7 separate regions of the Mus musculus genome follow, and regions 2, 3, 4, 5, 6 and 7 are each linked to region 1. The links are chromatin loops, found by intact Hi-C in ENCODE. Cell type or tissue: left cerebral cortex. All regions are shown on one strand. Region 1 overlaps Cpm (carboxypeptidase M). Region 2 holds the start of Cpsf6 (cleavage and polyadenylation specific factor 6). Region 3 has its middle 13 kb from the start of Gm32235. Region 4 has its middle 43 kb from the start of Gm32235. Region 5 has its middle 11 kb from the start of Gm32141. Region 6 holds the start of Gm51783 (a long non-coding RNA gene). Region 7 overlaps Cpsf6 (cleavage and polyadenylation specific factor 6).

The links. Peaks named below come from ENCODE experiments on the same cell type or tissue, not always from the same donor. Only the 100,000 strongest peaks of a DNase experiment are listed, where the experiment ranks them.
Region 2: a loop joins it to region 1, with 3 times the contacts of the local background. A loop is called at or near these places in 12 of 42 quality-filtered maps.
Region 3: it touches region 1 in a loop (2.3-fold over the local background); 9 of 42 quality-filtered maps call a loop at or near these places.
Region 4: a loop joins it to region 1, with 13 times the contacts of the local background. A loop is called at or near these places in 18 of 42 quality-filtered maps.
Region 5: it touches region 1 in a loop (3-fold over the local background); 2 of 42 quality-filtered maps call a loop at or near these places.
Region 6: a loop joins it to region 1, with 10 times the contacts of the local background. A loop is called at or near these places in 41 of 42 quality-filtered maps.
Region 7: a loop joins it to region 1, with 4 times the contacts of the local background. A loop is called at or near these places in 11 of 42 quality-filtered maps.

Annotation. Positions count from the first base shown.
Region 1 is chr10:117,675,318-117,679,317 of GRCm38, reverse strand. Cpm (carboxypeptidase M) reads right to left here. Exons shown (of 9, transcript NM_027468.1): 7 at 3,226-3,378. Among named protein-coding and RNA genes, the nearest start is that of Gm25709, 15 kb to the right of the region's middle. In left cerebral cortex, a CTCF peak has its summit at 2,142 (motif pointing right); DNase peaks (open chromatin) are centred at 2,676, 3,008, 3,437, 3,910 and 2 more places; H3K4me3 peaks cover 1,612 bases; H3K27ac peaks cover 1,629 bases.
Region 2 is chr10:117,374,697-117,378,696 of GRCm38, reverse strand. It overlaps Cpsf6 (cleavage and polyadenylation specific factor 6), which reads left to right and starts at 1,724. Exons shown (of 10, transcript NM_001013391.2): 1 at 1,724-1,858. The coding sequence starts at 1,799. In left cerebral cortex, a CTCF peak has its summit at 1,729 (motif pointing right); DNase peaks (open chromatin) are centred at 1,037, 1,690, 2,475 and 3,597; H3K4me3 peaks cover 2,996 bases; H3K27ac peaks cover 2,100 bases.
Region 3 is chr10:117,569,969-117,573,968 of GRCm38, reverse strand. No RefSeq gene overlaps it. Among named protein-coding and RNA genes, the nearest start is that of Gm32235, 13 kb to the right of the region's middle. In left cerebral cortex, no CTCF peak of the experiment used is centred here; DNase peaks (open chromatin) are centred at 1,726 and 2,257; H3K4me3 peaks cover 809 bases; H3K27ac peaks cover 216 bases.
Region 4 is chr10:117,514,161-117,518,160 of GRCm38, reverse strand. No RefSeq gene overlaps it. Among named protein-coding and RNA genes, the nearest start is that of Gm32235, 43 kb to the left of the region's middle. In left cerebral cortex, a CTCF peak has its summit at 2,188 (motif pointing left); DNase peaks (open chromatin) are centred at 1,735 and 2,184.
Region 5 is chr10:117,433,994-117,437,993 of GRCm38, reverse strand. No RefSeq gene overlaps it. Among named protein-coding and RNA genes, the nearest start is that of Gm32141, 11 kb to the left of the region's middle. In left cerebral cortex, CTCF peaks have their summits at 1,051 (motif pointing right) and 2,403 (motif pointing right); DNase peaks (open chromatin) are centred at 1,682, 2,059, 2,409, 2,893 and 2 more places; H3K4me3 peaks cover 579 bases; H3K27ac peaks cover 1,509 bases.
Region 6 is chr10:117,453,650-117,457,649 of GRCm38, reverse strand. Gm51783 (a long non-coding RNA gene) reads right to left here and starts at 1,136. Exons shown (of 3, transcript XR_003948948.1): 1 at 473-1,136. In left cerebral cortex, CTCF peaks have their summits at 1,987 (motif pointing left) and 3,175 (motif pointing right); a DNase peak (open chromatin) is centred at 1,978.
Region 7 is chr10:117,355,085-117,359,084 of GRCm38, reverse strand. It overlaps Cpsf6 (cleavage and polyadenylation specific factor 6), which reads left to right. Exons shown (of 10, transcript NM_001013391.2): 8 at 1-92; 9 at 2,961-3,150. The coding sequence ends at 3,147. Among named protein-coding and RNA genes, the nearest start is that of Cpsf6, 20 kb to the left of the region's middle. In left cerebral cortex, no CTCF peak of the experiment used is centred here; no DNase peak of the experiment used is centred here.

The sequences.
Region 1 (4,000 bases):
CCAGTCTGTATACTGAGGGCTTTGGGTGTATGTTCTCAATGAATCTTTACATCAACTCTACAAGATGACAATGTTATCAGAGTTTCATAGGGCGGAGGTGGCACTAAGTGGTAGAATTACTGTTTAGCACTAAGCACCATAAACACAGCCCTGGGTTCCTGGGTTCAGTCCCCAAGACTGCAAAACAAAATAAACGATTGCAAATGTGAAGGATAAGGCTTTGGGTGACTAAAATAACTTTCTTCTTCTCTTCTCTTCCTCCTCCTCCTCTTCCTCCTCCCCCTTTTTGATGGGTCAAGGTCAAATCCATGCCTTAAATAACCTTAATTTTTCAGCCAACTACATAGCCAGATTTGAGATCCATGGAGGCAGTCTCTGGAATCCACACTAAAGCATTGTATTAGACTTGCCCACTTCAAGACTTCAATGTTCACAGCGCTGGGGATTGAACCTAGGGCTTCCTACATCCCAAGAAATGCTCTCCCCTAAACTGCATCAGTCACAATTCCAATTTGTTCCCTCCAGTGACAAACTGGACTATCTGAAGGTAACTTATTTATGCCCAATGACACGAATGAAAAAAAAACCCAAACCAAACCAAAACCCAATGGTAACAATGTCCAAATAGCTACACTCAGCCATTATTCATCATGAAAGAAAAACACCAGGCACATGATAAATAGTGTCCTCTGACAAAGACTGAGAGGAAAGGTGAAGGTTTTGATATTAGTAACAAAGTAGCGTTATCTCACCTCACACAAGAGTCTCTATCTCAACTATTACACAACCCCTGACCTAGATGGCCCCCTGGTGCCTTTCGGGTTCAATTCCTGGCTCCTTTGCTCTGGAGTGGGTTATCAAAGGCGAAGTTTCCTCTCCACTTTATCTACGGAGGTCAACTCTGCAAAATTATCTCCCTGTCATTTTTTCCCCTCCTTTTATCTTTTTTGTTCAAAGTCTCATTGATATTTGTCCTTACGTGTATTCAGGGGTTGAAGTCAGACACTAAAAAGAGACCAGTTGACCCACAGGCTCAGAAAGAGCTGCTATAGCAGGAGAGAAAAAGCCAGTATTGGAAACGAACTCAGAAATCTACCTGCCTCTGTCTCCCAAGTGCTGGGATTAAAGACATGAGCCACCCCTGCCTGGCTTCCCACCCAGTTTCTTAGGCCAGTTTGCTTAGGTATCTGAGGGTGGTGAGCCCTCAGCCTCAAGGCTGAGATCCGCCTTAGAGAGCGGGGAAAGCAGGGGCGGCACTGAAACCTTTGTGCTTTGCTTCCTAGAGATGAGACAAGCTACCTGGGCCTCAGAATCTAAAGATCCTCTTTCCAACGCACACTGAGAACATCCTCTAACACAGCCCATAATACTACAGAGCCCAAGTTTAGACTGAATTCTTCTGTGAGTCCCAGTAGCCCCTCCGGAGCCATAGAGCAGGCTGGCGTGCAGCAGGGCAGAACTCTTACTCCAACTTCCGATCATACTGACGTTTAACACTTTTGTGAGCTTTCAAAACAGGACACCAGCCTAAGAGCTTGACGCCTACACCGGCTTCTGTCCTTCAGGCAAAGAAAGGCCCGCGTGCTACATCAGAGGTTTCTCTTTCCCACAGAGGGCAGGTCTGAGCCTTTCAGATGAGTCACCATCTTAGACACACAAACTTCCTAGCACTTGGTGAACTCTTTCAATGAATGAACAGCGTGGCAGAGACCAGGGAGTGTCTATATAGGAGCATTTGCCCTCATCACCTACAGACAGTTCTCTCTGACATCATCACCTACAGACAGTTCTCTCTAACATCATCACCTACAGACAGTTCTCTCTGACATCATCACCTACAGAGACAGTTCTCTCTGACATCATCACCTACAGAGACAGTTCTCTCTGACATCATCACCTACAGAGACAGTTCTCTCTGACATCATCACCTACAGACAGTTCTCTCTGACATCATCACCTACAGAGACAGTTCTCTCTGACATCATCACCTACAGAGACAGTTCTCTCTGACAGCAGGCAGGGCACTAATGTGGAGCAAGACTTTCTAATAAGTAGCAACAACCACATCAGTATTTTGAAATAGTTTCTTTTTTTTTTTTTAAAGTCAGAAAAAAATATTCCTGTCTTAAACCACAAGGGGGCAGGATTGACGTGCTAATAAACCTACTGTTATCTGAGTTCTCAGCAGATTACAGGGACAGGCGGGTGGAAAAATATTCTTGATACGGCCTAATTAAATGGACTCATAAACTCAATATACCATTGCCAACGATGCTTATGCTATTATTTATTACTTATTATTTATCGGGCTGCACAGCTTCTGCACACTAATACCGTATTAAACATGGCATGCGAAGCTGGCCCTGATTCAGCGCTCTGTGGATCATCCCATCATCCCGATGGCTAGATTAAAAGGCGACAGAGAGGGCAGCGAGGGGCAGAGACATATTCATGTCTTGTTACACCTCCTTGATGATAGTGACGAAGGGTGACTTCACAAAAGAATTCAGAGTGACTTACTAAAGAATCAGTATCGGGAGAGCCTTAATGGATGATGGTTCAGTTATTCCAGGACTCACGGGAAAAGGCCAGCGGAAACTGAAATGTCAGAATAACAACCAAGGACCCAGCACGGTGATTACGTAAGGTGGAGGGAGCCAATGATATGTTTGTAATGTTATAAAGGTGCCGGCAGCACTCGGTTTTATTTTCAAATTTTTACATTTGCTTATTTACATATTTATTGTCTTGGGGAGGCCCCCGTGCTCTATGGCATAAGAGTTTGGAGGTCAGAGGACAGTAGTCAGGTCTCTCCTTCCACCCTGTGGGCTCCCAGGATGAACGGAGGGCACCAGGCTTGGCGCAGGCGCATTTACCTGCAGAGCCACGCAGCGGGCTACAACTAGGCTTCTGATTGAAGATGTTGCAAGAGTACATCCGGTTTTCCTGATCTTTTTGCCAGATTTGCATATCATTCCATATGTAAAATTGGGGGAACTCTGGGCTTTTACGCCCTCAAAACAAGTGACTCATCCTCTCTTACGAACGAACAGCTAAGCCTAGCATCTCTCACACACTGTAGATAACACGTTGAGAATTCAAACCCTTAGTCCTGGCATAGAAAACCAGGTCCAGCCCCAAGTCCCCGGAGGAGGTTTTGTATATGCTCGACGCAAAGGTTCTACCCACGCTGTGAGTGTTAACAAGAAGATATAGGACACAAACCTAGGTGCACCTGTTTTATATATTCGATCAAAGAGGCTTTGTTATCGTTCCAAAAGAGCGGCAGCTTCTCCTCGCGAGGATATTTACAGCACGACAGCTCCAGGGTAATTTCAAAGCACTGGGCCCAGATGTAGTTGTAATCTTGCATTCCCCCTGCAAAGCAAGCACATCTCATTTTTGTTAAGGACCAGTGGTGGAAGGGAGCCAAGTATCACGTGCCCGGGAGACGAGCGAATGAGAAAAAGAGGCATTGGCTGTGAATTAACACATCCGTCACGTGGGGCTTCACAACTCATCACGTGATCAGACAGACACGGGGTCCCGTGAGGTAGCTGGGGTGCAGCTGACTGAAACTCAGTTATGCACCAAAATTAAGTCAGAGATGGGAAATGATTTCCCCCTCCCTTAAAATCCTACATTTCAAGAGCACCCCTCCCCCTTAAATTGCATTCTAACTAGAAAGGAGTAGGGGCGTGGTTAGAGGGTAGAGGCTACATTTTATGTGGGTACAGGCTGTTTTTAAGAAGAGGTTCAGAGGAGGACAGGACACGGTGTAAATGGGGCACTCATGTTCTCAAAGACATTTTAAGTTAAAAATATTGCAAAAAGGAAAATTTAGTTTATTGACTCTACTGCAAAAAGGTAGTGGGATAAACAGGCTGGGAAAGACAGCAGAATATGATTGTTTTTTAAAGTATTTCTGTAGGGCTGGAAAGACGGATACTGGTACTTTCCCAGCAAACTTGAGTTCGGTGCCCAGTACCCGCATCAGGTG
Region 2 (4,000 bases), 300 kb after region 1:
CCTGGGACCACCGCTACTCAGCATTCATTTGACTTTTTTTTTTTTTTCCTTTCCCTGAGACAGGGTTTCTCTTTGTGGCCCTTGATCTGGAACTCACGCTGTAGACCAGGCTGGCCTCGAACTCAGAAATCTGCCTGCCTCTGCCTCCCAAGTGCTGGGATTAAAGGCGTGGGCCATCATTGCCCCGCATGCATTTGACCTCTAAGTAAACAAAATTTAGAGTCTAGGATTTTTCAACAGCGGTGGCCATCGTTAAGTCCCGTTTGTACCGTGGTCAATAGCGCTGGATTCTCTTCCGGGGTCAGGGTCTGATTCCCAGCACCCATGTAGTGGTTCATAAACCTGTCTAATACCAGTCTTAGTCGACTGATGTCCTTTTTTGCGCGCTCCCAGGACACTGCACACATGTGTAGTACACAGACTGTATGCAGGCAAAACACCCCGATGTATAAAAAAGGAATTTAAAGAAATGTTTATTCAGATTAAGAGATTAGTCTCTGTGACTGCAACCAAGATTTTACAGACATCTCAAGCATAGATGTTTCTTTAGGTTTTTGATGATTTCAGACCAGTCTGCATCTGGTATTTTTGTTATTATTATTATTTTGGTTATTGTTTTGCTTTTTTGTTAATTTGTTTGGCAGGGTGGGGCTGGAAGTGAGAGCAGTCAGAGGTGCTGAGTAGATCAGAGGACTACTTAAGAGGATTTGGTTCGGTTCTCTCTACGCTCCTTGAGAGCGCTGTGGGAACTGAATTTATATCAAGCACACAGGCAGCTGAGTGACCTGGTGAGTTTTTGAACGGGAAGGAAAGAAATAGGTGGAGCCGTTGGAAATGGAGAGAGATCTCTGAATCATATATCGGCGTCAAAAGGTGTGCACTTTTACGAGCCATGTAACCCCAGTTAAATAACTTATGCTCTACGAGTCCTTAGTTCTCTCATCTGTAAAACGGGATGTTTGGACCTCAAGCCACCGTTTTAATTTCCCTTCTAGCTCAGCATTCTGAATCCAGGAGTTCGTTGATTTAGGATACATCTGCTCTGTTGTACGTGCTCTAAAAATGAGGATAGAATCCTTTGAACGATGGCTGGAGAAAACCTACAACAGAGATAAAAAGGTAAAAGCAAGGGCAATGGGGGAGGAAGGGGGAAGAGGAGGATGTGAAGGAAGGAGCGGAAAAGATGCTTACAACTGCATAAAGATAAGAGATGCAAATATGCTATATGCAAATAACTCAAAAAATTCAGTTGTCTGAAGAAGCAAGAATAAGACATTGGCCAGGACATCATATCTCGCTTTTAATTGCGTACACATAACTCTCATCTCTCGAAACCTTGGAAGCAAAAAAAAAAAAAAAAAGTAGGAAAAAAATGAAAACGCAAATATATAAATATCTATCTCTCTCTATATAGATGTATATATATCTATATCTCTCACTAGATAGATCTCTCATCTATAGATATGTAGATAGATAAATAGTGCCAGAAGCAGTTTGAAAAGACAGTCTCTGAAAACAAGCGGGTTCCATGGCATGCGGTATGGCGGGGTAGCACAGGAAATCACGCCCCTGCCCCAGCCGCGGCTTAATCCTGCACACAAAGGAACGAGTTAGCGCCTCGGAACCGCCGCGGACCTTCGGCGGGGTCCCCCGTCACCAGCAGCGGGCCGCTGCGCCCTGGTCTCCGCCCCTCGGAAGTGACGTAGGGCGCCCCGCCCCCACCGCCAGATCCGCTGCTGCTGCCTCGGCGGGCCGACCTGCAGGAGGCGGCGGCGGCGGCGGCCGAGGCCGAGGGAAGATGGCGGACGGTGTGGACCACATAGACATTTACGCGGATGTGGGTGAAGAGTTCAACCAGGTACGTGAGGGTCCGGGCTCCGCCGCCGCCGCCGCCGCAGACTGTGCCGCGGCCCGGACGCCCGGCTGACCAGGGCCGCCGCGGGCCGCGAGCCGGCTTCGCTGCAGACCGTGCGCCCTTGGCGCCTCCGGGCCGCGCCGCCGTGCGCGACGGCCCCTCAGCCCTTGTTCTCGCGCGTCGTTTTGCGGGCCGCGGGGCTCTGGAGCGCGGGGCCCGGTCGCCCTGCAGCCGCCCGCCCGGTTCCTCCGGACGGTCTCCCGCTCCATTGTTGGCTCGGTGGCGGGCGCTTCCCGCCGAGCTAGGCCGCGTGTGCGGGGCGGGGAGAACGGGCCGCCGCGCCCCCTCCCCCGCGGCCGGCCAGAGGGGAAGCCCTGGCCCGGCCGCGCGCTCGCCCGCCGCCTCCATCCCGGCCCTGCCGCCTCGGGTTCCGATTCCTCCTCCCGCCGCTCCATTTTGTGTCTCTGTCCGCGCACGGTCGCCTCATGGAAGGCCGCGTTCACAGCCCTTTGTATCCCGCGCGCCCGCTCTCCCTGGGCTCCCGCTCGCCTTTGCGACGGGTTTCGGCGTGGCGCCCGGTTCCTTGCTCGCCGGTCCCCTTAAGGGAAGGCTGCTTAGGTTTGGTTCCATCCGCAACAAGTCATCTGACTTTTGGAGCCACCGATCGCATTTAAAAGTCGGTGCGTCGGCCCGCCTTGGTCATCGAGGGTTTGCAGTGCCTCCGAGGCCCAGTCCTTGGCCTTTGTGAAGCGAAATATCGGAGAGGATAAATGGCTTGCGCCAAAGACTTGGGAGCGCGGTGGCTGGACAGAACAAAAAAGATGGTGGTATCCTAGCTTAACAGACCGGAGAGACTGAAAGGGAGACCGGCCACTCGGAATCGGAATCCTGGGTAGCGTGCCTGACAAGTCGTTGTGAACGTGACTGTAGTTTGAAAGCGAAGTGTTTGCCCTGTGGGCTCGACTTCACGGTTTGAAAGGCTGGAGAAAGTGAGACGTGTAAGGTTTTCCGGTCTCACCCGCCTGGGATGCCTAGAACCAGCGTCTCATGATGAATAAATATCCTTGGAAGGGTCTGCTTGCCAGGGTTTGGATCGTCTAGCCTCTTACTGCCCTCTAAATATTTTTTTTTTTTTAGTGCATTTCCTATATTCACGGTTTTCAAATTTACACCCCACCATATTAAAAAATTCTAAGGTACGGATGAGAACCTGAATAAAATGCCATTGGTTTGTATGGCGTTTTCCCTCCATTGTTTATGACTAGGGATATAAGACTTGAACGAAACAGTGAAAACTCTTAAATCCTTACTGCTTCGTTTTTCAAGAATGACTGTGCTTTTGGCTTAAATGTTAGAAAAGAAAAGCAAATTGTCGTAGGATTTTAATTACTGCTGACAGAGTTTCTCTGTGTAGCCCTGGCTGTTCTGGAACTCATTCTGTAGTCGAGGCTGGCCTCGAACTCAGAGAGATCCGCCTGCCTCTGCCTCTGCCTCTGCCTTCCGAGTGCCTGGAGAGGTTAAACTTTTTTGACCTCAACGAGGAACTACTTTGTAGGCCTCTTTTTTATAACTGTAGCTTTTCGTTGACTTGGTACTTTTAGCATTGTATCTAATACGTGGTTGTGTACTTTTACAAGTAAAATCTTTGTAGGTTTAAGTAGATTAATTGGGAGATTTAAGTAACTTTTCCCAAAATACCTTGTTTGCAGCTCTGGATACTGAATGAACCCAGGGCTTTGCACATCTGGCTAAGCATTCGACCCTGAGCTATAGCCTCGCTCCGGAGGCATTACTTGTTACTGTTTTCTTCGTATAATTGACTTTTATGATTTGCTTGCTCTGAATTTTGAACAAGAAAAGTAGCCACAGAAAGGTTGCCAGTTATCTTAAGATTTGTTATATTTTCTGTGTTACTGTCATTGATTACCCTATCATTCTGAGATTCTACCAGAATTAAAAGCAACAACAAAATTATTTATTGATTTAATTTTCTGGTCCCTCCCTCCCTCCCTCCCTCCCTCCCTCCCTCCCTCCTTTTTGTTAGGTTTTGTTTTTGGGTCCCCCCCTAGTCCCCCAGTCTTGTAGCTTTGTTGACTTAGAACTTATTGTGTATCCCAGGTTTACTTTTTTTTTTTTTTTTTAATT
Region 3 (4,000 bases), 110 kb after region 1:
AATTCCAGCACTCGGGAGGCAGAGGCAGGTGGATTTCTGAATTTGAGGCCAGCCTGGTCTACAGAGTGAGTTCCAGGACAGCCAGGGCTACACAGAGAAACCCTGTCTCGAAAAACCACCAACCAACCAAACAAACAAACAAACAAACAAACAAAAAAAAAACAAAAAAAAAACAAAAAAAAAAAAAAAGAAAAGAAAAAGAAAAGAAATGAAAGGGAAAACAAAACAAAACAAAAGACATCTGTCAGGGCTAGAGAGGCAGAGTGTGAACAGACAGATCAGAGACCATAATAACTAATAGAAACCCAGGCTGTGTGAATGAGAACAGGAGACAGGAGCTCGTAAGGGACCGGGCCCTCGGTTCTTCATCTTTGACCTGAAGCCAGCGATGTGTTTGGTGCTGTCTTGGTCAGAGTCTGGAAATGTCAGAAGTGTTTAAGGGCTCTGCTTCCTAGTGGTTTTTGTTTCTTGTTTTTTTTTTTTTTTTTTGTTTTTGTTTTTTTTTTTTTGTTAGTTTTCTTCTTATACACAGCTCCCTGGAGGCCGTTTGAGAGAGAGGTAGTCCCGAAAACTCTAGTACAGACAAAAGAGGAGCATGGATACGTTGTGGGTGAGCAACCAAACTGCCAGCTCACCCCTCCCCCGCACCCCCCTCCCACCATGCTTCAGCCCAGACAGGGACACTGACTGACCCTCAGTGGCAACCATTTTCTCAGCACCTGCCTTTCCTATACAGGACCTCTGCCCTCTTCCTACTTCTTAAGCTGCCACATACACTCACTTAATACACTCCTTTCTAAAACCTCACCCTCACATTATCCATGGAACCCGTTCTTTGAGCTCAAGAGACAAAGGACTCAGAAGCCTCCAGCAGGGGGTGGGGGTACTACAGTGGCTGCTGGCTTCCTGGGACTCCAGCCCCCCAGGTTATTCTCACCTTAGATGAAAAGGTATCTGCTGTATGTAAGAACCCTGATTTCCGTCTTGTAAAGTAGTAAGCGTGACCGAGGCATTTGAGCAGAGTAATATGGCAGCAGGAGACTGGTGGCTGGAATAAATTCGTGCGTTGTGGTAGTAAATGAAAAAAAGTAGCTAGCCCTGTGCAGATCAGCAGAGGTTCGAGGCCCGAAGGAGGAAAGAATGTGTGTGTGTGTGTGTGTGTGTGTGTGTGTGTTACTGTTACAGCTTCTAATAACATCTGCACATGAGGTCCCATATCTGAGGAGTCTACCCTGGACCTTCCTAATGTTCTTGTGTCTGGGTCGCTATTCTTGTGGCCCCCAAAAGAAATGTCGATGGTTCCCGCCTTCCTCTGCAAACTCACAAAAGGCTGTCAGGCTGCTGTACAATGCAAGTAATAAGTGTTCTGTGTACCCTTTCTTTTTTTTTTTTTTTCCTCTGTAGTAGAAGCTGAAGCCACAGAACCTATTTTTTTCCATTTCTGCCATTCCTAAAGCAATCTTCTTGCACAAGTCTGAACTAGACTCCACCTGATGCCTGCTGTGGGTCTGCCTCCCCATCCTTTCTCCGACAATAGTTATGGGCTCTCCTGATAGCTGAAGCTAGCATGACAGTCCATTAATGGTACAATTAAGGGCAAATGGTTTTTCTTCCTTGCCCCTTGGAAAAAACGTTCATACCCCAGCTCTACTGTGGATTCATCAGCTTCTAAAGTCAAAGGGAGAGCTTTGCGCGGGTGTTTCATTTCCATAGCTCTGGCAATTGCACTGAATTAGTCATCCCTGGTTCCCGAAGGCTGGAATCCTGCCTGGGAACCTCAGGGAGAAAAGCTCAAAGGATGCTCCTTCCTGGTGTAGCATTCAGTCCTAAATGCTATGACTCTCATTCATTCCTTAATGATGGTGCAAACGAGTTGAATCTTTCCCACAGCAGATTTGAACTTTGCAAACACCATTAAACAAACCCATTACCTTGATGAATTCCAGCCAACAGATAAGCCCTATCAGGTAAGTGCTTTGCCTACAGCATTAAAGAACTAATTCCTAACTTAAAATACAATGGCTCGACCCCACCCCGCCCACCCCCTTTTAGGTAGTTTGTTAAAGATTTTCACTTCGGTAGGTGGGGAACCTGGTTCTTTTCGCTGTTTGCCTTTGAGCCTGCTTCCCTAGTCACCTTTGCTCGCAAGCAAGCAAGCCTGGAGCGCTTAACTTAGCTCCAGAAATGGAGCATCGCTAAGCGTCTACGGCCGCCACCAAACCCAGCTGCTTGAAATGTTCGCACAGCTGCTTTTCGAGCCGAGTGCAAACCCTTCCTGCTGTTCAAGGAGAAAGTGCTGACTGTGAGCCAGCTCCTAATGCAGCCACTTTTATGCCTTTTACCACCAGCTCGGATTTCAGTAGAAGGAAACTCGAGTTCGGGCATCTGGGAGCAAATGTGAAAGTCCACCTCTGGTTCTGCAACTGCTCCGCTGCAGAGTTCACAACCTGCTTCGCCTTTGGCTCTGACTCATAGGGAACCCCCAGGAGAGCCATATGTGCCCAGGTTCCTGCTAGGCGAACGATTGCCTCCCCTCCCCGCCTTCTCCGTCCTGAATGATTGGATATTTGGTAGTCTCTGGGCTCAGAGCAAATCCGTCCTGATGGGAGGCTGGTTTCACCCTGGGACCCAGAGACGGAAAAACAAAGGTGGTTAATGCAGAAAGGAGAGCTGAAGAGACTCGCACTGCCCCACCAAAAAGCTGGTGCAGAGCGAGGTGGATTGAAGGCTCGGAGTGCAAACCCAAGTGCAAGCCCAAAGACTTTGGTCCTTTCCAGCCCACGCTCTGACCAGCCCGGTGCTTCTTTAACATCCTGCCTTGAAGTGTTTGATGCAAATGCGATTGCCTCCAGGCAATCTAATAGAGACATCTGCCAAATGTGTAATTATATTTTAAAATAGCTGTGTATGTGAGGGTAGGACGATTTCTGCCCTTTTCTCTCTGTCCTCACTCTCCTGTGTTCAAAAAGAACAGGAGGAGGAGGAGGAGGAGGGGGGAGGGGAGGGGCAGGGGAAGGGGAGGGGAGGAAGAGGGAGAGGGGGAGAAACATTTAAGCTTTTGCCCTGGGAGTGAATTTCATCAACTCATTGCTGTGCCACTAGATCCAAACGCTGTCACTCAAAACAAAACTTTAGTGAGTGGCCATAACTCAAAAGGAAAATGTCTTTTCTGACAAATTTTCACATGGCAGGTGATAGATAATTCAGGAAGGAAGACACACTCTCAGATTTCAGTGGTTGGTTTGTTTGTTTTTCATAATTTCCACTTTCTTTTTGGAGTTTTATCATTCACTGAGTGTTCTCCACTAGTAAAGCAATTCTGGCCAACAAATAAATATTCAAGATTTTTTTTTTTAAAGAATACTGTATAAAAGCAATGATGCTTTCCAAGTCAGTGGTTCCTAGGCATTGGTTGCATCAAGGTCCTCTAGGATGTCTCAGCCTCCGACACCACAGGGCATCTTAAGTCAAGCACGTTGCTGTCTGACCTCTGTGGGGTCACACAAACTGCTAGCTCAAGTCACTAGTGCCAGTGTTGGACTGTGGTATTCCTCTCTCTGGGCAGCCCTCCAGTGAGTCGCCATCTCACGGAGCACTGTGTCCTGTAGTCACACTTTTACACAGGTGCCTGTAAGAACTGTTTCCCTGGGTGTTCCTTCTTCCTTGCTGAAAGGGCCGTATCTTGTAATATTTTTGCATAAATAAATTTGTCTTGCCTTTCTCTCTTTGATCTGGCTTCCTTTAAAGAGATGGCAGCCTGAGCCCTCTGATAGTTGAGGAAAAGATATCCCTTTTCTTTTAACGGGTGCCCAAAATGCCACCCCCCCCCCCCGCCCCTTAATGCTCAACACACTTAAGAGGGTGGCCAAGAGGTGCAAGGTCTCAGAAGTTATGGTTCTTGGAGTATTTAAAAGACTTGGGGCTTTCTAACCTTTAAACTGGTCTTGGAGAGTGGGATTAATAATTCAAATAATGCCCCCGTGTGATTCAGTGCTACTCT
Region 4 (4,000 bases), 160 kb after region 1:
ATGCCACCACTAACAACAACATCAAACAAAACAACAACCAAACCCGTAAGTAGAGAACACTGGAAAACTCATAGACTCAGTGTTTCTGTGGTCTCCCAGCTGTGGTTCCTTAGCTTCTCTGCTGCTCAGAGCCTAATGAGAAGAAAGCAAATTTGGAAATGTAAACACAGAATTGGTGACCTGAGCAAGACCCTCCGGGCTTGGCACTGGCGACGGCTTCTCTCACAGATATCTGTGCTTGCAGAAGGGAATTCTGGTAAGCGTTTATTTTCTGGTCAGAAGAAGAGAGGAATCTTGTATCTGGCTTGGAAGAGGGGGCGGGGTGGGGGGAGCAGCGGCGACAGTGGGGGGAGGGGGTGGGGGGGGGAGATGCCAAGGAAACACAAGGGGAGAGTATGCTATCCTCTGTCTCTCGCCCACCTACCTCCAGACAGCACTCACAGCGGGTCGGGTCAGCGGGTCGGGCTGACTGGAAATGCTGACACAGACCAGAAAACACACACCACACGTCTTTTCAAGCCAGGGCCTTTAGGGATTCAGCTAACAAATGCAACCTTCCAATATCTACTTTGCTTTAAAACCAATCCCAGCTCTTGTATTTGAATGCAAGGTGACCAGAGAGGCCAGAAGGCTTCCTTCTCCGGTAGGACATTGTCATAATTCAGCATGAGTGACTGTGTGTCCCTGTCTGCATTCATGGGCTAAGTCTGGTAAGGTCCCAGCTCTGGCGATTAGAGCTATAAGCGCTAGTAAATGGCTTTAACAGAAACAAGCTCATTCAATCTCCATCCCCCTTGGAGATCAGAGCCCTGCTGAAGTGGTGGGCCAGGGACCATAAGTCTTTCAGTGACAGAGTCAGCGTGGGCTGGGCTGGGGCACAAACTCTGGTCCTTCATGAGTCTGGCATTCTGGCTACCTGAGGAGTCTCGCCCCACACCACAAAACACATCACATTGAGTGTTGTACGGATTTATTGTTTTTAATGTGTCTTACCTGTATGCTTTGATGGGGTCACACATTGGTGTTTTATAATGGCATCGATTATGGGTGCTGTGTGCCTCTGTGTGCCAGGTGTCTGAAGAACACTCTCTGATCATGTGTGTAGCTCTGAGGTAGAAAGCTTGTCAGGTATGCTTGAAACCCTGAAAAGAAAAAGAGGAGGAAGAGAAGGAGGAAGAGGATATAGGAAAAAAAATCAATAAATTAAAATCCTGAACCCAATAACAATCAAATTTTACTTCTAAAATTAATTTAGAAAACTAGGCATACACATCCTTGATCCCAGCACTTGGGAGGCAAAGGCAGGAGGATCTCTGAGTTTGAGGCCATCCTAGTGAGTTCCAGGACAGCCAGGGCTACACAGAAAAACCCCACCTCAAAACAAAAACAAAAGCAAAAACAATAAAATAAAATCAGAAGTCTTAGTTGGTCTGGAGAAGTAGCTCCACGGTCCGATGCTTGCCCAGTGCGAATGCCATTCTGGGTTCAATCCCCAGCGCGCCAGAGCAAAGAAAAAGAAAGCTAGTAGGAATTTAGGGTGTCAAGAGCTAGGTATACGTGTGTAAAGAGCTAGGTATACGTGGGACATAGAAGAATATATCAGAGGTCATCGTCTTGTTTTTTAGCCTGAGATGGGAACCCTGGAGGTCAGACTGGGGGTTGCCATACTGAAATGTTTATTTATTCATCTCTGCCCATCTGTCAGACCCATGTAGGGAAATATGCAAACCATGGAGCCTGAAGCCCCACCCACTGACTGGGGTCAGACCCATGTAGGGAAATATGCAAATCACGGAGCCTGAAGCCCCACCCACTGACTGGGGTCGTTGGAATTAGAGCTCTGTTTACATTTCTTCTCCATGCCTACAAATGTATGCAGCTCCATTGGGAAAGTGCTTGCTTAACATGCATGAAGCCAGGGGTTCCGTCCCCAGTCCCCCCCCCGTCCCCCCCCCCCCCCGCATACAACCTGGTAGAGTGAGTGGCACACACTTGTGATCCCAGCATCCTGAGGTAGAGGCAGGATGGTCTGGAGGAGCTCAATGCTAGACTGCATGACACCCGTCTTTAAAGGGAAAAAAAAAATTCCAAATAATTCTAATGTATACCAAAGTTAATTTAAGGAAAACCCAATGAACCAGGAGCCCCTGCAGAAAGCAGGAAATGCCCTCTAGTGGCCAAGAGAAGCCATGTTCCATTGTGCATGCCTTTAGGCCCTAGGACTCAAGCTGGCCACTTAAGGGAGATGAGAGTAAGGTATCTATGGCAAAGCATATTTTAGTTGACCAGTTCCACTGAAGTGCCATGGAAATTAAGGTATAAGACCTATTGATGCGGGGACCTTGCTCTCGTCCCACCGCCGGGGATCACCTACCATGGTGCCTGACCCACTGTGGTATAAAGCCTAAAACGAAGGCTCAGTAATATCCACTGCCTTGACATCTGGTAAAATCAGGAGGGCTGTCCCGAATGGTCTAGCTGCGAGCCTCTCTCCTCTTCTTATTAAACTGGGTAGGCTGGCATTGTGCTTCTGTATTCCTGCACAATGGGCTCCCTGCTAAACCATGGAATTACTCCAGCAAGCCAGGCACGTGCGCCCTGGGAGCCAGGGGTCCTCTCTCCCTCTTGATGCTACAACCCCTCCAGAATGTAGCCGCTGTGTGGCCCTGTGTGCCCTACTGAATGTTCTACCCTCGGGCTGGGAGTACAAGGGACTAATGTGGTATCGGTCCCATGTGCACAGTGCAGCCTTGTGTGTGGCCGGCCAGCTTCATGGGCTTAGGGAGAGAGCCATGGGGTAAAGAAGAGCCACTCGAGATGGCCATGAAAGGTGCTCAGTAGATATTTGTTAAACGGAGGAACGGATGGGACCAAATGCCTCTCTACAAGTATAACCGTCTTTATGTTACTGAGTTATTGTTCATTCAAGTAAACAATGATAGGTACAGATTGATAAGTGAATGATTAACACCCCTTTAGGAGTGCGTGAGAATGTGAATGGACAGATCTAAGGGCCCAAGTGTGCACACACAGAGCACAGATGTCCATATATAGAGCATTTCTTTATCGCTTTCTACCTTATTCTCTCTCTCTCTCTCTCTCTCTCTCTCTCTCTCTCTCTCTCTCTCTCTGTGTGTGTGTGTGTGTGTGTGTGTGTGTGTGTGTGCGTGTGTGTGTGTTTGTGTGTGTATGCAGATGTGCATACCTGTGAATGTAAAGGTCAGAGGAAGGCATTGGGCATTCCCCCTCTGTGATGGTTTGTATATGTTTGGCCCAGGGAGTGACACTATTTGGAGGTGTGACCTTGTTGAAGTGGGTGTGTCACTGTGGGTGTGGCCTTAAGACCCTCACCATAGCTGCCTGGAAGTCAGTCTTCCACTAGCAGCCTTCAGATAAAGATGTAGAACTCTCAGCTCTGCACCATGCCTGCCTGGATGCTGCCATGCCCCACCCCCCACCCCACCCCCGCCTTGATGACAATGGACTGAACCTCTGAACCTGTAAGCCAGCCCCAATTAAATGCTGTCCTTTGTAAGAGTTGCTTTGGTCATGGTGTCTGTTCACAGCAGTAAACCCTAACTGAGACACCCTCTCTGCCTGTCTCCTTCGACGCAGGATCTCTAGCTGAACCTAGAACTTGATTTTCTGTTTCTGTTTTTGTTTTTCCTTTTTCCAGCTAGGCTGGCAGAGAGAAAACCACAGCACTCTCCCTACCTCTGCTCACTCCATGCTGAGATTACGGGTGAGCTTGGGAGCACGCCTTGTTTGTGACACGCATGCTGGGGTCGGAATTCTGCTCCTGTGTCTGCACTTCTGAACTATCTCCTCGGCTCTCTCTACTTTATTTTTTTGAGGCAGGGTCTCTGCCTGAATCTGGGGCTCACTAGCTTGGCTAACCTGTCTAGCTACCATGCTTCTGGAAACTTCCTCCCTCTGCCTCCAAAGTGTTTGGATTATAGGCATGCACTGCCGTGTCCAACCTCACACACAAAAGCTAGGG
Region 5 (4,000 bases), 240 kb after region 1:
TCATAAAACCTTCGGTCCTTGGGTCACTAGAAACATGTCTTTGAAGGGGACTCTGGGACCCCAATATCTCAGTGTCTTTCAGATGTAGGAGGATGGCCTTGCCACATCTTTTCAGAGCCGCAAAGATTAAGGCCATCTGGTTCTAGGCTACCTACCACTTGTAGAGCTATAAGCAAAAATAAACCTTTCCTCTTTGTAAGTCGATTGTCTCAGGCATTTCGTTACAGTAACATGAAGCCCTCTGATATACCTACTATTCGAAGAGAGTTGAAATCTCCTGTGTAGCCTCCTTCCTCATTTATGCCTTTATATTTCCACTGCATAGGTCTCTGTCTTGTGTAAACAGTCATTTTGGAGCAAAACAAATTTCAATTTAACAAAGACTTCGTTTGTGGACATTTATTTAACTGGCTGACATTGCTTAACATTGAAGAGACTAGCCGAAAGTCAATGCCAGTCAAGGCTGGGAAGACGTTTCCCACGGTGCTCGAGTTTCGCTTCTGTTGAAATTATTAACCGACTGCTTTGGAATTTTTGAAACGTCACTTTTCTGCTAAGACCGGGTATAGATTTTTCTGAACTTCCCAAGTTCTTAGGAGAAACACTAGTATTTTTAAGTTCTTATGTAATGAATTCGATGATTTATTCACTGTAAATATCACCCTGCTCTTCGCTTCCAGGACTTCTGCTGACGGGGCGGCTGTTGCATAAGCACCCCGTAAAAAGGCCCTGTGGAAACGGGCCTGTGATAAAGAGAATGTTATTTCAGTAACTCGCTGCAGGACTCCTGGGACCAATTTATGTCTCTAGTTACATAAGCAGTCCGGTTTGCTGCGATCCTTGGACCACCACCGTGGGCACCTGGAAGGGCTGCTGTGAGCGCATAAAAGCCAGCTCAGCTGGACACCAGGCTTAGAGATGGCTGCCCACGGGGCTGGATGGAAATGTAAAGGCCAAGTGGAAATTACAAACCCAACCGTGAGAGGCAGCCAGAGGGGGCTGGGAGTGGGGACGAGGGCGCTATTTTAGGTCTAATGAGAGGAGAATTTGAAGCAGAAAGGGCAGGACACATTTGGACAGTAGGTGGCGCAATATCGTCCTCGTGTTGCTAAGAATTAGACCTGGAGGTGATGAGAGGAGTCAGGTAATCCAGGAGCAAACTCAATAGACAATTGCCGTGGAATGCATACATTTACACACACACACACACACACACACACACACACACACACACACACACACACACACACAGAGAGATATGCTTAGAAACCTGTGGATAGAAGTAACAACCCTACTGTAAAACTTGAATGCATTAATGCTCTCAGTGTAATTGTCCCCTATCCCTCCACGATGTTCCCCGGAAGTGCTCTGTCTACTCAACAATGGACCAAAGTGCTGACTGAGTGCATCACATCCCAGACACTTGCTGTTGACACAGGAGAGTCCTGTGCTCCAGGTCCTCTCTGAAGGGTGTGCCCTTTAACGGAGAGAGGACCTCATTCTTGGTGCAGCCACCATGCCATGGAAAACAGATGCCCATAGCCGGGGAAACCTGGCTGGCTTGAGGACCGCCCTGGCTTTGTTCTGGAATGGGTGGAGGTTTGCTTCAGCAAGAGTTTGGGTTCTTCTACTTGAGATGCTGGCGATACGGAAGAATCCAGAGAGGACAGAGGGAGTTTGGGAGAACAAGGCTTGCCCTTCTGGGACAGATGGCCAAAGGCCAGCCACAGCAAGGAGATTTGATCCAGTGTTAGACCTGCCGCTCAAAGGCTAAACAGAGCGTGGGACCCCTAACGGCAGAACCTGGACTAAATGGTAGGTAACCAGGCATCTTGTGAAAACGCAGAGTGGGTGAGCCAGGTAGTTCAATTTTAAACTGAAGCAAGGAGCTCAAGAACTAGACGTGTCCTCAGAGAGAAGCGAGTGTTTAGCAGTTCCTGGAGTATCTAAAGGAGGCCGATGCAGAGCAGAACAACGTGGATTATTCAAGAGATCTAGAAAAGGAAGGTGTCAGCATAGTGCCGCGTGTGTGCGTGCAGCAGCATCACCAGAGAGCTGGGCCGGCGCCACATTCTGGGCTCTTGTAACTGTATTAGCCTTGTGCACTATGCACAGAGCAGACGGAAAACTGCCCCGAGGACTTGAAATTAATCTGTGTGGAATAAACATATTACACTGGATGCTCACAGGTACACGGTCAGTTCAGATAGGTAAGGCAGGCAGTACAGAGGCCAGCAAGATCAGAACTGGGGGAGGGCATCAACAAATCCAGAAAATATGAATCCAGTGTGGGGACGCGGACCTGCCCTTCCCCTTTGCTTGTATGTCACAAAAACTGCACGTTTCCTGATCACAGAGACACCCTCTTCCGACCTCAGCTTGCGGTGAGGACGTGGACTACCACACGGTGGCGCTGCCGTCTAATCGTTTGTCTCTTAGGTCATCCCGTTTGTCGTGATGGCCACCACGTGTGCGTTGACCGCCTCTTCTTCTTGTTAGCTTACAGGCTAAACGAGATCTGGGAGCCACCATGAAAGGGAGAATTCTCCCTGATGGAGTCGCAAGATTCCGGCCCTCGTCGCAGTGACATTTTTCTCTCATTGGTATGCGTGCTCTTCAGTCCCTCGGGACATTTCAATGATAGAGGTCAGCACAATCAACAAAGTCATATACTGTCACTGCTGAGGTCAGATTCCGGGCCACGGGAAGGCCTTCGGGTCATTTTTATTTACTCTGTCTCTTTGTTAGCGCAGAATTCTGAAGCTCTTACTGAGCTGACCCTGGTTGAGAGCATCGTGGCTTGACTTCCTCTTCTGCCCAGTCTTGCAGCTGATCCTGAGGGTACTCTTTAATAAGCACACTGAAAACAAGTCTGAAGCACCGCCATTATTTGAGAGAATGAAGTCAACACTCAAAGAGAAGCGGAAACCAGAGAGAGAGAGGCTGGGCACAGTCAACCGGAGAGCCAACTCTAATGCAGGCTTCCTGTGGTTTGACTTGTAACAACCAGATGGTTCACGTTTGAAAATATTCTGTCTCCAGGCTGGTTTGAGCCGGCTCTTTAAACAGATAAGAGGCGTCTGAACACACTGTATGGGCTATTCTTAAATATTAGTTTAAAGGATCCCTCGATTTAGACAGCTTGTTGAAATTCTTGTCTGATAGCACATACAAGCTACTTGAACATTCTGCATTTTGATTTCTTTTATTTTCTTTAAACTTTTTTATTATTAATTAACTTACTCATCTGTGTTGAGCCAGGGTCTCAAGTACCCCAGGCTGGCCTTGGACTTTCTATATAGCTGAGGATGGCCTGGATCTTCGGATCCTCCTGCGTGCTGGGATTACCGGCACGTGCGACCATACCTGCTTTCTGGAGAATAGGGAATTGAGCTGTGGACTTTGCACAAATTTAGCAAGCACTCTGCCAGCTCCCCCAACCCCAACCCCAACCCCTCACCCCAGCCTTGCTTGGTTTCTTCAGTGCTGAATTAACACTAGCAAGGACCTACTTCATGGCACTATTGGACGAATTAGATGAAGAAATACACGCAGGTTGCCTGGAACAGGGCTGGACACATTAGGAACCTCTTCAAGTTATTGGCTCCAGGTTCAGGTCACCCGTTACCTGGGACTTTCTAAGAAATACCTTTGCTGCTCTGAGGATTGGTAAAATCATGGCAAAAGATGACCAAGAACTCGTCTGGAGTTCCAGGAGGCGAATGCCTAAGGGAGCGAACTCAGTAGCAAGACCGAGGGACTCTGGCACAGGGGGGAGCCTAGGTCTCCTCAAGCTGTCCTTGGGCGGTGCTGCCAGCACCATATGCAAACAAGGTTCTGTCTTCACCAAAGCTGACTCTCCCCACCCTCACCCCCAAGTAGTACATTTCTGCAACATTGGCTAAACAAAAAAGGGCAACGAGAATGCACCTGCCAACCGCTAGCCTGAGGTTTCCGTTGAGCAGCGTTTATGGGGCAGTATATTATAGAGCAGGATTTT
Region 6 (4,000 bases), 220 kb after region 1:
AAACTCCTCCTTGGCATTGGCTCTGGTGTCCCAGGAAATTAAAATTTAGAGCCAAACTCCCCTTACACATAATAATAACCTCGTTATGGAGGTGCTCGCAAACGGATCACGAGCGGGAAGCAGCTCTCTCCCGTGATTAGTTTAATTAGCGCCTTCCTCGGTCTCATCAGGAATGTTGAGGTTCAGCTGGGCAGGGAGTCCGGCAAAGTGGCTGAGCTGCCTCCGGGACACGCGGAGGGCGGGGTGGGGTGGGATAGGGGCTTCTGAGAAGGCTCTGAATTCCGGAACCCCAGTGGCCTCAAAGATAGACCAGTTCCTGGTCCAGAGGAGACACACAGGCTCCCTGGACAGTACAGGTTCAGACACCTGGCATTTACTTGGCAGATCCCTGTTAGGAGTGCTCCCACCTTTCATGCCTCCTCCCTTCCCCCCCAGATTTCAGCTACAGTAGAATCTAGGCATCTTCACTCACCTAGTCTTTGTGTCAACTCAGGGTGAGAATTACTGAGAGTGCTGAAATTCTAGACCGTGCCGGAACCTCCCACACAAGACCACATTTTCTTTCCACAATCTACAGCCACTTCCAGTTCACAGGCCAGGGTGGGAACTTTAATAAACAGTAGAATTTGCCAGAGTGGCAGGGGCGGAAAAGGAGGTAGAACAGGGGAGCCCAGGACAATGCGTTGTCTCCAGGCCATGGGGACACAGAAGGTCACCTGAGATGGCACATTGTAGGTCAGAGAGAACAGGGTAAGAGCAAGTCCTGACGTAGGAACGAACGGTAACAGCTTAGGGGATCTTGTATCAGGTATAGGCCTTCGCAGGGTGGGGTTGGAAAGTGTAAAGGTTGTCAGAGAGAAAACAGAGTCACTTAGGTCAAGCTGGAAAGCCCTGGAGTAGCGACTGTCACCAAGTCCTGGATAAAAAGGACTGCCCTCCAAAGACTGACAGAATCACAGCCTCGAACAAGGGCATCTACAACCTTACACACTACACCACGATTGTGCAAGGACATTTGATCCGCCGTCTTCTGTTTAAATTTGGACTGACCTCTGACCTTTGAACGCCCTTGTCCACTAGTCTGCCTGGCCAAAGGATTGTTGCAACAAAAGAGGTTGTGTGATCTTTCTCATTTTTGCCTTTAGAAGCCTTCCTTTCTGTAACTCCAGCAACGAATACACTAAAAGCTGGCCCTGCCTCACGACCCTCTGGGGTGGCCACACTCAGAGTTTACCATGGCACACATCTTCTTGCAATGCCACTATTCCTGTTGGCCTTTGGAGAAGCTTTGTGTTGGCGACTTGGCTTAGCAAAGGCCTCTCCCCCAGATTCTGAGCAGCAGGTGTGCAAGCAAGATGGTCCCGAAACTTCCAGCTCCTTATTCCCCCTGGTGAGAAAGTGTTTCTCCTCCAGGTTTCAAGCCGTTCCTGGGCACAGAAACAGGAGCGCTTCAAACAGGGTAATTGCAACTATGTCTCCATTTACCCAACCCTTGTGCTTGTGCTAAAGGACAGGTGTCCGTGCAGCACGAGGCCATTGAATGTTTGACCTCCAACTTCAAACAACATTCCCTTCCTTTTGCTTTATCTCAGATGTAGATTTACACTGTTTAATAATTTACTACAGGAGAAGTCCTTGAAACAAATCTCGGGAGATAAGCTGCTGCAGGGGAGTTGCCCAGACTTGTTGAGTTTGCCAGTATTCTTGTTTAATCATCTCTAGCCACTTGTTATGATTTGGACCTTAAGTGTCCCCTAAGAGTCCGTTTGCTAAAGGTTTGCTCGCTCACCTGTGGTGTTCTTGGGAGATGATGGAATGTTTTAAAAAATGTCAAGGTTAATACTGATCATTAAAAGGGCTGGAGAGATGGCTCATCAGTTAAGAGTACTTACTGTTCCTGCAGAGGCCCCAGGTTGGGGTCAGAGCATCCATAAGATGGCTCAGTCCTAATTCCAGTTACATTGGTTTCTGGCGCCCTCTTCTGGATTCTAGAGGCACTACATGCATGTGGTGCAGCTATAACAGGCAAAACCCACTCATACATAAAATTAAAATAAATAAATAAAAATCTAAAAAAAAAACAAAAACACCCTCTTCGATCATCAGATTGGCAGGAACTAGAATCACCTAAAAAACAAACCTATAGCATGTTTGTGAGGGATTTCTAAGTTGGGCTGAGGTGAGAAGACCCGTCCTAATGTAGGCTATGGGCTGGGACCCTTGACTAAACGAAAAGGATTAAGTCACGTGACAGCATTCAAGGCCCTCTACTTCCTGCCTGTGGATGAAATGTGACCGGAAGCCTCTTGCGTCTGCACTGGACCTTCCAACTATGATGGACTCTGAACCCAAACTGAGAGCCAAAGTTAACCCTTTGGAGGACCGTAGTGTCTACAGCTGCTGTTCTCAACCTGTAGCTCGCAACCCACCTGGGTCAAACGACCCTTTCAGAGGATCGCCTTAGACCATCTGCATATCAGATATTTACAACATGATTCATAACAGTAGCAAATTTACAGTTATGAAGTAGCAATGAAAATACTTTTATGGTTGGGGGTCACCCTAGCATGAGGAGCTGTCTCAAAGAGTGGAAGTGTTAGGAAGGTTGAGAACGGTTAGGAAGGGGGATAAAGGAACACAGGACATTGGGGTGTGCCCTTGAAGAGGCCCTGGAGGCACACATTTTTTTTCCAGCCTACTTTTAAAAAGGTTCACCCTCTCCTCTAGTCCACCACCCAGCAGAGGTAGTGAAAGAGAAAAGTTATTGAATATGTGCATCTCAGGTAATGTGCCACATCACTGGAACCCTAACTCAGCCCTGCAGAATTTTCTCTTCCATGCCTTCATTCTCAGCTTCCGAGGTGATGAGACTGGCAGAAACCCTTGGTCATTGGCAAAATCCTGAGCCTTCTTTCCTTCCTAAGACAAGCTGGTCAATCTCATCCACCCTCAATGTTCTTTTTCTTTGTTTTAAGATTTATTTATTCATTTTATGTATATGAGTACACTGTAGATGTACAGATGGTTGTGAGCCTTCATGTAGTTGTTGGGAATTGAGGTTTTAGGACCTCTGCTTGCTCCGGTCAACCCTGGCCCAAAGATTTATTTATTATTATACACAAGTACACTGTAGCTGTCTTCAGATGCACCAGAAGAGGGCATCAGATCTCAGTACGGGTGGTTGTGAGCCACCATGTGGTTGCTGGGATTTGAACTCAGGACCTCTGGAAGAGCAGTCATTGCTTTTACCTGCTGAGCCATCTCTCCAGCCCCACCCTCGATGTTCTACTGAAGTTTTTGCCATCTATTTCTTCTACAGAGGCTATGGGTGTGGCTTTTAACAGCCCCACAGTACAGGCCAAGCAACACCAAATTAAAATGAAGGCTGCTTTCGGTAAAGGACAGGGTCTCACTGTAACACCCTGGGTGACAGGGAACTCACTATGTAGACCAGGCCAGCCTAGATCTTGAAGAGTGTGTCTCCATCATTGAGAGATACTAACTTCTCTTAGAGCTCAATGATGTGGTAAGAAGAAGAATTCTCTCGGGAAACATTTTCTTACTAAAGAAAACAGTGAGAATTGTCTCATCTGAACGCAGAAAGTGAGACATCTCATTGTGAGTGGATATCCTCTGCTAACCCCATCCCCCTGAGGGAGGCAGGACAGCAGTTGGAGGTCGTCGGGCAACAGGACATGAAGTGCCTGGGTGATATTTTTCACACAAGCTGTGAACATGGTAGGCTTGCCAGCATATTGCCAGTAGCAAGTGTCCCTAAGAACCTCCCAAACCAAGGCTGCTGACAGGTCTGGCATCTTATTGGAAGTGGATTTTGTGACTGGCAACATCTGACAGTTGCCAGGTGGTTTGGAACACTGGTATAGTTTCCTGTTGTTCAACTCTAAGATCTCATGGATAGATAGATAGATAGATAGATAGATAGATAGATAGATAGACGGATAGATAGATAGATCTTGAAAACAGAAAGGTAACTCCTATT
Region 7 (4,000 bases), 320 kb after region 1:
GTCTCTGCAGATGATCGTTGCAAAGTTCTTATTAGCTCTCTGCAGGATTGCCTTCATGGAATCGAGTCCAAGTCCTATGGGTCTGGATCCAGGTAAAATGTTCCTGTCTCATGAATTTTTAAAACTGTTAGTTAACACACAAACACACACACACACACACACACACACGCGCGCGCGCGCGCGCGCAACTTCTAAAAAAATAGAACTGTGATTTTATTTACTGTGTACCTAGCAGTATTTAAAAAAAAAAAAAAAAAAAAAAACTCTGAATGATATATTGAAATCCCGAGACGCAAGGAACTCTGTCTTCTCTTTACTCTTAAACATCTGTGTACATTCAAGCACACTGCGTGATGTCATCTCTCCTTTGATTCTCATAACTCCCATACTTACTTACTGTTCCCTAGCCAAATGAGCCCTTCTCCTGGACACATCAAGCATTTGGCCACTTTACTGAGTTTTATGCTTGATATTCCTTCTTGGAACCACTTTTCTTGTTGTTTTCTTCTCCCCCAACATTTACTTGCCTCTGTATTTCTTCATGTTTTAATATAATATAGTCTGCAGAGTCTATTTCTTTTGTAGTATTTGCTATAACTGTCTATTCATTATTGATGCCCATTTCTTAGTGAACACATGTTGAACAAGGTAGGGGCTTTAGTAGTTAAACACTGCTTTATATAAGAGACAGGGTGATTTTGAAAGAGGGAGTTATGAATGAGTGGTAATTTTGTAATAGGTGCAGTTTTACTTTAGATTTGTTTAATGTATGTATCAGTGGTTTGCGAGCAAACATGGATGTATTTCTCTGGTACCTAAGGAAGTCAGAAGAGAGCATTCATTGAGTCCCCTCAAACACTGGATTGTAAGCCATCATGTGGGCACCAGGACCCTGGTCCTCTGAACCACTGAGCTATCTTTTCAGACCCTGTAATAGATACTATGTTTTTGTTTGTGTGTTTTTAAGATGCGTTTATTTTATATATATGAGCACAAAGTTGCTCTCTTCAGACACCCAAAGAGGGCATGGGATTCCATTGCAGATGGTTGTGAGCCACCATGTGGTTGCTACGAATTGAAGTCAGGACCTCTGGAAGAGCAGTCAGTGCTCTTAACCACTGAGCCATCACTCTAGCCCCTAGATACTGTTTTTTAAGCGTTACTTTTAAAAGCATTTTTACCAATTGTGAAATTTTATATATTTTGTGAGGTAAATGGTTAATCTTTACATGATATTACTTCTTTTGAGACAGGGTCTCACTATGTAGATGAGGCTAGCCTTGAACTTACAGAGAGATCAGCCTGGTTATCCATTCTTACACAGCTACATTTTGACTATTTTGATTTCATATGTGGAGGTGTTTTGCCTGCATTTCTGGCTATAAATCACCCATGCTAGGTGCCCACAAAGGCTAGAAAAGTGCCTTGGGTTCCCCAGAACTAAAGTTAGAGGTAGGTATGAGCCACTATTTGGATGCTGAGAATTGAACATGAGTTCTTTGGAAGAGCAGCCAATATTTATAACCCTTGAGCCATCTCTCCAGTTTCCCAAATGATGGTCTTCTGTCTGCCCTTAGTATGCTTTTCCTGGAGGTAGTATCCTAAGTAAGAGTAAGGAGTTCACCCGGGACACAGGTTTTACTTTGTTAGTTCCGGTTTGGTTTAGTGTAAGTATCTCTGAACAAATTTGTTGTAACTAGAGATTATGTCATGCATTGTCTTCATTGTGGGAACATCTAGCTCGAGCAAGACGCTTAGCACTTAATGTTTAAGTTCAGTTGCCTGGTTTAGCAATTAACATGATAATAATTTTTTTTTTTTTCTCGAGACAGGGTTTCTCTGCATAACCCTGGAACTCACTTTGTAGACCAGGCTAGCCTTAAATTCAAAAATCCACCTGCCTCTGCTTCCCAAGTGCCTAGGATTAAAGGCGTGCGCCACCACTGCCGGCTTTTTTTTTTTTTTTAAATAAATTCTTATTTAAACGAATGGAATTATTATGAGGTTTGACTATGATTTTTGGGCTTTTAAGATGTGATGATAAAATTTGCATAAATTTATTTTTTTCTTCATTGTTTCGTGGGTTCTTATTGTAAACCTTAGCAATTTCAACATGACTTTTTTTTTTTTTTTCCATTTAAAGAAACAACAATGTCCACATTGTCAGCATCACTACTCTCCTACTTTGGTGCAATTATTAAATAATCCAAGAATTATTTAAGCATAAGCACTGAACTGCCATGATACTTAAGACTACTGAATACTTAATGGGCAAATAACATTTAGTGTGGGTGCAGTGGGCCGAGGGATGGCTCCCAATGCGGGCAGGAAGGAGCAAGGTGACTAAAGTATTTCATCATGATGGTTGGCTCAGTCTAGGTGGTCTGGGTCCTGGATACATGACTAGGGGCTGCAAGGGAATGAAGAAAGGGCAGACACACTTAGATACAGACAGAATCAGGGGTCTGCTACTCCTGCAACTTGGAACTTCGTGGATGGGTGCAGTCAGCTAGTCTAGATAGGAGGTCTCTCTAGAGTACCAGTTGCTGTTGGAAAAACCTCCCAGAGGAAGTCGCTTCTTTCGTTCTTTCTGCACACCGATCTTTTCTTCATAAACACTCATACTCAGATTCCTCTGTGTAGCTAGCCTCCTCTGTATGGGAATCCTCTTTGCCAGTGTTCAATGGGGTTCAGTTAGGTAGGGCCTTGGAGTTCCCACAGGGCCATGGCAACAATCCGTTCCCTCACCATTCATTCATTAGGCGCTGCCGCTACTCATACCCTAATCAGAATGGCATAAGATTATTTCTGAAATTTTACATTAATAGTTTTTCTACTGGTGGCTTGTAGCTGAAACCATAGAAAGTAAAACTAGCGGTAAAGGAAAGAAAACTGTATTAAATATCTTTTGAAGCTGTACAGTTAACGGACAGCATTAATCCAGTAATTTCTTTTAGAAGACGTGAACGATCAAGAGAACGGGACCATAGTAGATCACGGGAAAAGAGTCGTCGCCATAAATCTCGGAGTAGAGATCGCCACGATGACTATTACAGAGAGAGAAGCAGAGAACGAGAGAGACACCGGGATCGGGACCGCGACCGTGACCGAGAGCGTGACCGAGAGCGAGAATACCGTCATCGTTAGAAGGTGGGCATTCCTTTTTATTATTTTATTTAGTATGTGTGTGTTATTAACAGCAATTATAACTCCAAGGCTGTTGTTTATACAGTAAATATACCTACATTTTAAGTGGTCCAAGTACTTGTTCTGATTTAATCTTCTGGAAGCATCTGAAAACAGGTAAGCCATCACAGGTAAAAGATTTTGACCTTTTCCCCTTTGAATATTGTATTCATGAGTTATTTGTGACTTAGATTTCAGATTGTTTATAGTCTTAAAGCAAGAACAATAATCAAGAGGACTCATTGTGTACTTCTAAAATCTGGAAATTGGGATTCTTGTAATCACATACATTGTTTGCATGTGATTTTAAATATTTATCTAATATTTAAGTGCTTGGATTTTTAAAAATAATTTTTTATTCTTCCTTCCTAGAATTAATTCTATTTGTCCCTGAAACTTTTAAAGAAGATCTAATACTATAGTAGGTTATAAATCAAAAAGATGTTTTTCAGCTGCGAAAGAGGATTTTTTTTTCCCTTTTAGAAATTACTTTTAGATGAGAATTGCTAGCATTTGATTGTATTTTTAAAGGAACACTATCTTTTTAATTTGCAAAGAAGGCAGAAAGTGGGTTTAGGGTTCATATCTAGGAACTTAAAACTGTGCCAAGCCATACATTCCAAGTTAGAAATACGTGGAAATAATTTTCTTTGATGTTTCATTCATAAGCCATAATCATTGTCTTTTTTTTTCCTGTATTTTAAATTTTTCTTGTGTACATTTTTCATAAAGTAGGATGAGTTGTCTGTTTATGCTTCATTTTTACATGTAGTTTCATTTTATATTTGTGAACAGTGTTTACTCATGAAGAGTG